Regions from separate parts of the Homo sapiens genome. Here all the other regions are linked to region 3. Evidence: chromatin loops called from intact Hi-C (ENCODE). Cell type or tissue: B cell. All regions are shown on one strand.

What was found. A loop is a pair of places that touch in the nucleus more often than their neighbours do. Peaks named below come from ENCODE experiments on the same cell type or tissue, not always from the same donor. Only the 100,000 strongest peaks of a DNase experiment are listed, where the experiment ranks them.
Region 1: it touches region 3 in a loop (9-fold over the local background); 2 of 110 quality-filtered maps call a loop at or near these places.
Region 2: it touches region 3 in a loop (8-fold over the local background); 3 of 110 quality-filtered maps call a loop at or near these places.

Annotation. Positions count from the first base shown.
Region 1 is chr10:1,576,457-1,578,956 of GRCh38, reverse strand. All of the region lies in intron 1 of ADARB2 (adenosine deaminase RNA specific B2 (inactive)), which reads left to right. Among named protein-coding and RNA genes, the nearest start is that of ADARB2-AS1, 51 kb to the right of the region's middle. In B cell, no CTCF peak of the experiment used is centred here; a DNase peak (open chromatin) is centred at 1,386.
Region 2 is chr10:1,487,604-1,490,103 of GRCh38, reverse strand. All of the region lies in intron 1 of ADARB2 (adenosine deaminase RNA specific B2 (inactive)), which reads left to right. Among named protein-coding and RNA genes, the nearest start is that of ADARB2-AS1, 38 kb to the left of the region's middle. RefSeq lists a silencer at 667-833 and an enhancer at 976-1,025. In B cell, a CTCF peak has its summit at 1,114; DNase peaks (open chromatin) are centred at 99 and 813; H3K4me3 peaks cover 359 bases; H3K27ac peaks cover 1,031 bases.
Region 3 is chr10:1,420,011-1,422,510 of GRCh38, reverse strand. All of the region lies in intron 1 of ADARB2 (adenosine deaminase RNA specific B2 (inactive)), which reads left to right. Among named protein-coding and RNA genes, the nearest start is that of ADARB2-AS1, 110 kb to the left of the region's middle. In B cell, CTCF peaks have their summits at 1,252 and 1,455 (motif pointing left); a DNase peak (open chromatin) is centred at 1,450; H3K4me3 peaks cover 566 bases; H3K27ac peaks cover 361 bases.

The DNA of each region.
Region 1 (2,500 bases), 160 kb before region 3:
CGGCATCCTTCCTCTGTGTCCCACCCCAGACCCCAGCGCCCAGCCTCACCAGGCGCATGGGGAAGCTCTCCCAGGGCCCCAGGGAGAATGCATGAGTGTGGGCCTGTGGGTGCTGGTGGTGTTTGTAGGTGTGTGTATATGCGTGTGTGTGCATATATGGGGGGGACATGTCTGTAAACGAGTACCTGTGTGTATAAACATAGGTACCTGTGTGCGGCGTGAATGTGTGCCTGAGTCTGTGTGAGTGTGCATGAGCATGTGTGTGCACACACTTCTCTCTGTGTGTGTGTGTGTTTGGGGTAACATGGTACACAGTGTGAGCTCATGGAGAACAGTGGTTCAGCCAAGGATTTGGGTACCCGGCCCGACAGCACCCACGGCTGCCAGGGGAGCCTCCAGACCCACGCCAAGGGCCCCAGGAAGCCGAGCACTCACAGGCGGGGCTGCCTTTGCACCAGCACAGCTCCCAGCTCACTACTGCCAGTGACTTGTTCAAGCTCAAGTCTGTCCTAGAAATAAAGCCTCACGCAGGTTTCAAAGTCGCTTGCAGTGATAAAATGAAACTAAGTTGTTTATATTTTTAATTTAAAAATGTCACAATTAACATGAACTCATTAAAGAAAAATAAGAAAATTTTAGTAACGCAATATTTTTAAATGTGTATTCAAAACAGGGATGAGTGTGACTTCATGCTTTGTCACCTGCTCTTTTTTGCTGCCTGGCCCTCCTGCCTCTGCACGTGCCATCTGTTCCGCTGCGGGAAGTGCTGGGAACCCCTTAAGTTCACCTCGTTCAAATTTCCATCCTATGGGGTGGTGAAGAGGTATAAATGATATACAGCACACACCGCCTTGCTTTGCTGGGTCTGCTGAAAGAAGCCCCGCAGATGGGGTGGCTGGAGCAACTGACTTTCCTGCTTCCACAGTCCTGGAGGCTGGAGTCTGAGATCAGCGTGTCCACAGGGCTGGCTCTGCCTAAGGCTTCTCTTCATGGCTTGCAGCCACTGTCTTCTCCCTGTGTCCTCACAGGGTTGTCCCTCTGGTTGTGTCTGTGTCCTCATCTCCTCTTTTTATAAGGACACCAGGCAGATCGGATTTGTGCCCATCCTAATGATCTCATTTTATCTTAATTACCTGTTTGAAGATCCCGATCTCCAAATACAGTCACCGTCTGATGTCCTGGGGGTTAGGGCTTCAGCATGGGACTTTGGGGGACACAGCTCACATGCAGCACATTGGGCTGCTCCCTGTGTGTCGTGTGCGGCAGGGATGGTGGGGCTGCACATTCGCTCCACCCACCGTCCTTTCCCACCGTCCCCTGGGCACCACCCTCACCAGCCACAGCCACAAGGCCTTCGTACAGCCTGGCACGTTCACAGCTGCCAGCCCTGGTCGGAGGCCCTGGTCTCAATGACGTCAGTGCTAGTCTGGGGACAAGCCCCACTGCTTTTGGATAGAGTCACCAGACCAAATAAAGGAGACCTGATCAGATTCTAATTTCAATAAACAACATCCACCTTCTGTGTGCATGAGGGTATCACTGCAGCTTCTGGATGGCCTTACACCAGGATGCACCTGAGCTTCTTTCCATCCACCTCCTGTGTGCATGAGGGTATCACTGCAGCTTCTGGATGGCCTTACACCAGGATGCACCTGAGCTTCTTTCCATCCACCTTCTGTGTGCATGAGGGTATTACTGCAGTTTCCGGGACAGCTTTGCACCAGGATGCACCTGAGCTTCTTTCCACCCACCACCTGTGTGCATGAGGGTATCACTGCAGCTTCTGGATGGCCTTACACCAGAGCGCACCTGGGCTTCTTTCCTTGCTGTGTCTGAGCCACCCCAGGCCTAGGGCTCTACAAGGTGGAGAAAGTTGGAGGGTCCTTCGTGAGAACTGCACTGAATCTGTTCAATCAGCCATGGGAACCCAAGGGGACAGCAACCACTGCACCTGCTGAGCCTCCCCGGGCCAGCAACCTACCCAGAGCCTGAGGCCCGCTGTCACCCAGCCCCAGCCCCTTGGAGACACCTCACTGCCTCCAAGACCAGAAGGGGAACTGAGGCTTGGAGAGGGCAAGCAGCTGCTGCCCCAGGGCCACACAGCAGACTGAATCGCACTTGACGAAGTCCACACGCCCCTCCTCATCCTCCACCTTCAATGTGTTTTGCAGCCATTGTCCCCAAGGGCCTTTCCTTGAGAGACCCTGGGGATGTGGGTTTCAGGGCTCAAAGCTTCAGGAAACACAGCTGCTCCATCTCCAACTGGAGGGTGCACAGCGCCCCTCCGCTCACTACAGACTGATGATCACCTGTCTCCAAACGGGGGTTGCACAGTGCCCCTCACCCACTTGAGACCGAAGATCGCTGGATGGAGACACAGACCTAGCACTGCTTATCCCTGGGGTCCCACCTGCAGTTCACGGGACCCTCAGTCCTCTCGGCTCCTGCCAGCACCACAGAACCATAGCATGAACTGCTGCTACCGTATTTGCAGGAAGTC
Region 2 (2,500 bases), 68 kb before region 3:
GTTTTTCATGTATTCTCTGATGACAGCATCTTGCACAGGCTCACTTACCTGACAGCTAACGTGTGCTTCTGTTTATCACAAAATTGTCAGTCAGCTGCAAGGCTGAGGTCTTTGTTGTCCGTGCACCTGTAGCAGCAGCTTGCCTAGACAGACCCTCATGATATGAAAGTATGTGGTGTATGGAGACATTTTAATTTAAATATCCCACAGTATTTTGACCCCCTCTCATTCAGGCTCACCAGATATTTCACCCAAGAGAGACACCCAAGAGTGTTTGATCCTAATATGCTAATTATTAGGATCCCTCATCCAGCATTTCTTGTATACAATTGTGTTGGAGTCTCTTCTTCCTTACATATTCTTCTTCTAGGCTTCAGAAAGTGCTGGTTTGAGAAGTTCAGAGTTCGTCTTACCTAAAGACCAGGCAGGTTGAAATAACCGTGGTGTCTTCTGCCTAATAATTGTTACTCAAAAGCATTTGCCATCTTTATAGTTTTCCCAGTGGTTTAAAAAACTCTGAGATTGACTTTGTTGTTTTTCTTCCGCTAATGCAAACAGAAAGCTCGAGACTTGCGGATCCGCTACTAATGGGCAACACATTAAGTGGCGGCTGTGAAGGTATTTGTTCCTCTGGACTCACAGGAAAATGTTAGATCAGAGGATACTGAGAACTGTGACCAGACGACTTGGGTAGATCCACTGCCCTGATTGCAGAAGCTCCCAGAAAGGCACGGTCACGCCTTGCTGAAAGGGAAGGTCAGGTGCATCCGGTGCAGAAGCTCCCAGAGAGGCACTGTCACGCCTTGCTGAAAGGGAAGGTCAGGTGCATCCGGTGCAGAAGCTCCCAGAGAGGCACGGTCACGCCTTGCTGAAAGGGAAGGTCAGATGCATCCGTGGGCCTCCACAAGTGCATGAGAAGTTGATCAATGTCTTAGAGTTTAAGTATCAGGGAGTAACTTTGGCCAAGAAATGAGCAAATTGAGAGACATTTGGCTGCAATACTTCACACAGCCGCGAGAAATCTGGCAGAAGCAAGCCTCACTGATCCGAGGTGCGCAGTCGCGCTTGCTGGCACCCGGCCAGGAGCCTGTGCCCCCTGAAGCTGCACAATCCATCTTCACCTTAGTGGAGGATGCCTTCCAATTTCTCTCAAAAAGGAGGGCAAACACTGTATAAGGTCTCCCTGATCAGATCGGAATGTGTTCCCATCTCATCCTGGTTTGCTGACCAAGAAGAAACCATCTCCTTCTAAAACCTGTCAGACGATATCGTCAAGGACCGCAGATATGCGAGCGTTTTCCCCCGAGGAAACACAGATACACGTATGCTGTTAGGGAGCATTGCTCTTCTCAGACTCGCGCAGGCCCAGAATTCACAGAGAAGACATGCATGCAGGGAGATGCAGAATATTCCAGTGTGAGGAGCGGACGTGCATTCGCCAAAAAGAAAAGTCCTCCCTTTCACGTCTCCCCAGTGTTAGGCTATTTCATGGGGTGCAGGGCTCATTGATCATTGATCATTGATCCTGCAGCCTGGCCTATATCCAGCACAGCCCATTCTTTGGTGGGAGAGAGATATCCAAGTTCTCCACCGTCCCACCAGGGCAATTTGGCCACTTGTCTATTTTCACACCAATTCAGTAATGCCCTCCCTGAAGGTCACTCTTTAGGAAAGGCCTTAATTAAGATTTCTGCCTGCAGCAAATTGTAGAAACTGTAATACATCACACCAGCAACCCAGACACAGGTCATTGGCTACTCAGACCTGCTCATGTGATGTGAGCAAATATTACCATTGTCACTTTGCTGTGGGTCATTTTTGGATGTGCTTTAAAAGGCAGTGCCAACTGTAGGATGTTTGTACATCCTTTTTTTTTTTCTTTGCCAAATCTGAGATAATGTCTGTATCTTTTCAAAGAAAATGCTTGCCTCAAAAGTCTACACTAGCTTATAAATTATGAAATAGTCAGATGCTTAAGAGAGATTTTAATACATAAAAAGTAATGGAATGGATTCTTTATATTGAGTGCTTTCTCAAAGCAAACCAAGAAACATGTAGATGACCTTCTTGGAAATTACCACAATTTATGAAAAATTTGAAGCTGATATATTAACTTTTAAATTAGTACAATGGAAAGACTCTAATTCATTGTAAATTCAACAAATTCCCTTTCATCTGTTTGTTTGTTTGTTTGTTTCCTTTTTTCTTCCTCCTCTGTGGAATCATGCCAAGCTCTCCTCACACCCGCGGCACGTGTTTTTAACTCCCAGTAGGTGAAGAGCTACCACCACACTTTTGTTTTTCTGACCACTCTTGGTTCTTCAGAGCTGTCAATCTGTATTTAGTTCACACCAGCCTGAAAACATAAATTGCAAAACAAACATCTTTTTGCACATTTTGTAATACCTAAACTTTTTCCCTAAACCATGTCCGTTCCCAAATGTCTATATTCTTTTCTTCCTGCTTTATTCCAACTACACTTTAGGAATAAGTCAGATAT
Region 3 (2,500 bases):
GCCACAGGGCACTGCCTCTCACTGTGCCTTCCCCTCTGGTGGAGTGTCCAGGTGGGTTGAGGTCCACCTGTGCCCTCACCTGCAGCCCCGGTCTCCAAAGCGTGAGCCGCTGGTCTGGCCTGAAAGTGTTGACAGTGCCTCCCTCTCACTCCCGAGTCCTTATTCCACCCTCGGACAGCTGTCTCTGTAAATAAATTTACCGAATCAGAGCACTGAAAACTCCTGACCTTATATTAAGTCTTCCAGGATTTATCAGAAAAGCATAAAGCTGTGAAATATCCTATGTGGCCTCATGGATTCCATATATTTTGAATCTTTCCTTTGATGTACCTTGACGTCCCCGTTCTATTCCTCTTGCCAACCTTGGCTTAAAAACTCGTGGAAGTTAAGAGCCAAGTCTGTTGCCAGGGATATGTCCATGGCTTTGATGGGGGATGTTGCCCATTGTTGGGCCTTTTGGTGGGGGCTTCCCTAACTCACAGCAGCTTTCAGATGCAGGCACCTCAAGCCTGCCACTCTGCCACTAGAGTAGGTACCTGGGGCTGCTTCTCCTCTGTATTCTCTTCAAATAACCTGAGATGGAAATAGCACATGCAATGGGTACATAGCTCTTCCTCAGCAGACCCATCAAGGAACAAATACAATCATCCAAAATGTGCTTCCTTCTCCCTGTTTCAGTCTAGGAGCTCTCCGAGTGTTCTAACTGGATTTAGATTAGACCACCTCCCTGTCAACATGTTCCCTGCCCTGGGGTTCACTTTAGGAGGCAATGGGGTGAATCTTACAATGGAAAGGACAAAACAAACAGTCAACACTAACAGCGTGGACTCTCCTGACTTCCACAACAGCAGCCCCATCTGAGCATCGTGAGTCTTAACTCTCAGCATGTGCATTTTATAAAGGCAGGATTTTTGTCCACTTTGTTCACTGCTATAGTCCCAGGGCCCAGGATAGTGTCTGGCCCACAGTAGGTATGAATAAACATTTATTCAATGTGAATAAGACTCTGTAATGAAAGAGAATCTAGAGAAGAATAAGTTCAAATTGCTCCCTGACCCCCAACCTCCCACTGCTTTTAGGAGTAAGCCCATTGTTACCCAAAAAGATTTAGTGACTTCTGTGAAATCGCAAGAAGCCAGCCTGGAACCTGACCCTGAGACACTGAGACCCTTTAATCTCCTCACAGCTGAGCGTGGGTGGGGTTAGGTCCTGCAGATCCTGACCAGCCACCTGTCCCACAAACCAAGCAGCAGACAAACACTATGGAACCGACGGGCAGGTGCACAGGCTGTGCTTTGACTGTAACGCTCCAGTGCAGAGGGCCCCTTTGGTCCGGGTTAATCAAGGCAGGTCTGAAGGAGCCCCCGCCCTCCTCCAGCCGGTGCCCCCACCATCCTGGGGACCTGACTCACATCAGTGCTCTGATCAGAGGTGAAGGGCGGGAGAGCTTCGAGCTCCCCCTGGAGGCGAGTGTTGCACAAACACACTAGATGGAGAGCAGTGGAGGTGTAACACCACCCTGTGAGAGCAGAGAGAGGAAGGAGAACCGAGCGGCGCAGGGCAGGCAGGAACATTTCGCTTTCATTGGGAAGTGTCCGTCTTCTCTACTTGCCGGTTTGCTCCGGGGTGTGTGCAATGCAAGCTCCTTTGGAAGCATGCCTTACAAGACATAGCACTGCTTCTTTCAGGACGGGGCTCTAATTTGTGGCTAGCCCTGGGCGGGCGTTAATCAATGTGGTCCTCGAGAATTACATCTTCTCCTGCTTCTGTGCCCTGGGTGCAGAGCCTGTGTTCTCAGCGGCAGGCAGCGGCTCCCTCTCTGTCAGCGCTGTGCTCACTCGCTCTCTGTTTCTCAGCCGAGCTATTTCCTTTCCTCTGCCTTTTTTTTTTTTTTTTTTCCCTCTTTCTGGAAGATGAGGACCTGCCATCATTTATCAAGGATTTGATTCTTCATCATGAAAAACCATGGTCCTGAGTCCAGCTTCTATTTGGTAGATAGAGACAGATCAGCTTCAACTCTAAATTTTATAAACCTCTTATAATAAAATCCCTCGGATGTGAATGTGCTGTCTCAATAATTAGATGAATACAGCCAACCACTGGTTACCAGCATGATGAAGGATCTGATCATATTATTTTCCGTGGCTGCGCTGGCCTGACAATCCCCCACCACATATCTGTCTGTGCTACTCTTTGTCAGCCTTACACGTAGCTGTCCATGTAAAAATACTTACAAAGTAACTGCTCAAACATGAAAATCACAAGGCAAGAGCTCATTAAACAAAGAAACGGCATGAGCTGTGCTGTGTAGTAGATTAGAACTTTAAATATTTCCTGCTAGCAGGTAAGTTATGAGGCCTTTAAATATGTATTATTATTCACATTTAATCATGCACCGAATGTTCCTGCTTAATTGCTAAATGTTTTCTCTTGTGCTTAAATTTCATGCCACAGATTATTAAAAATTGACTTTACAATATTTATTTTACTTATCTTCTCA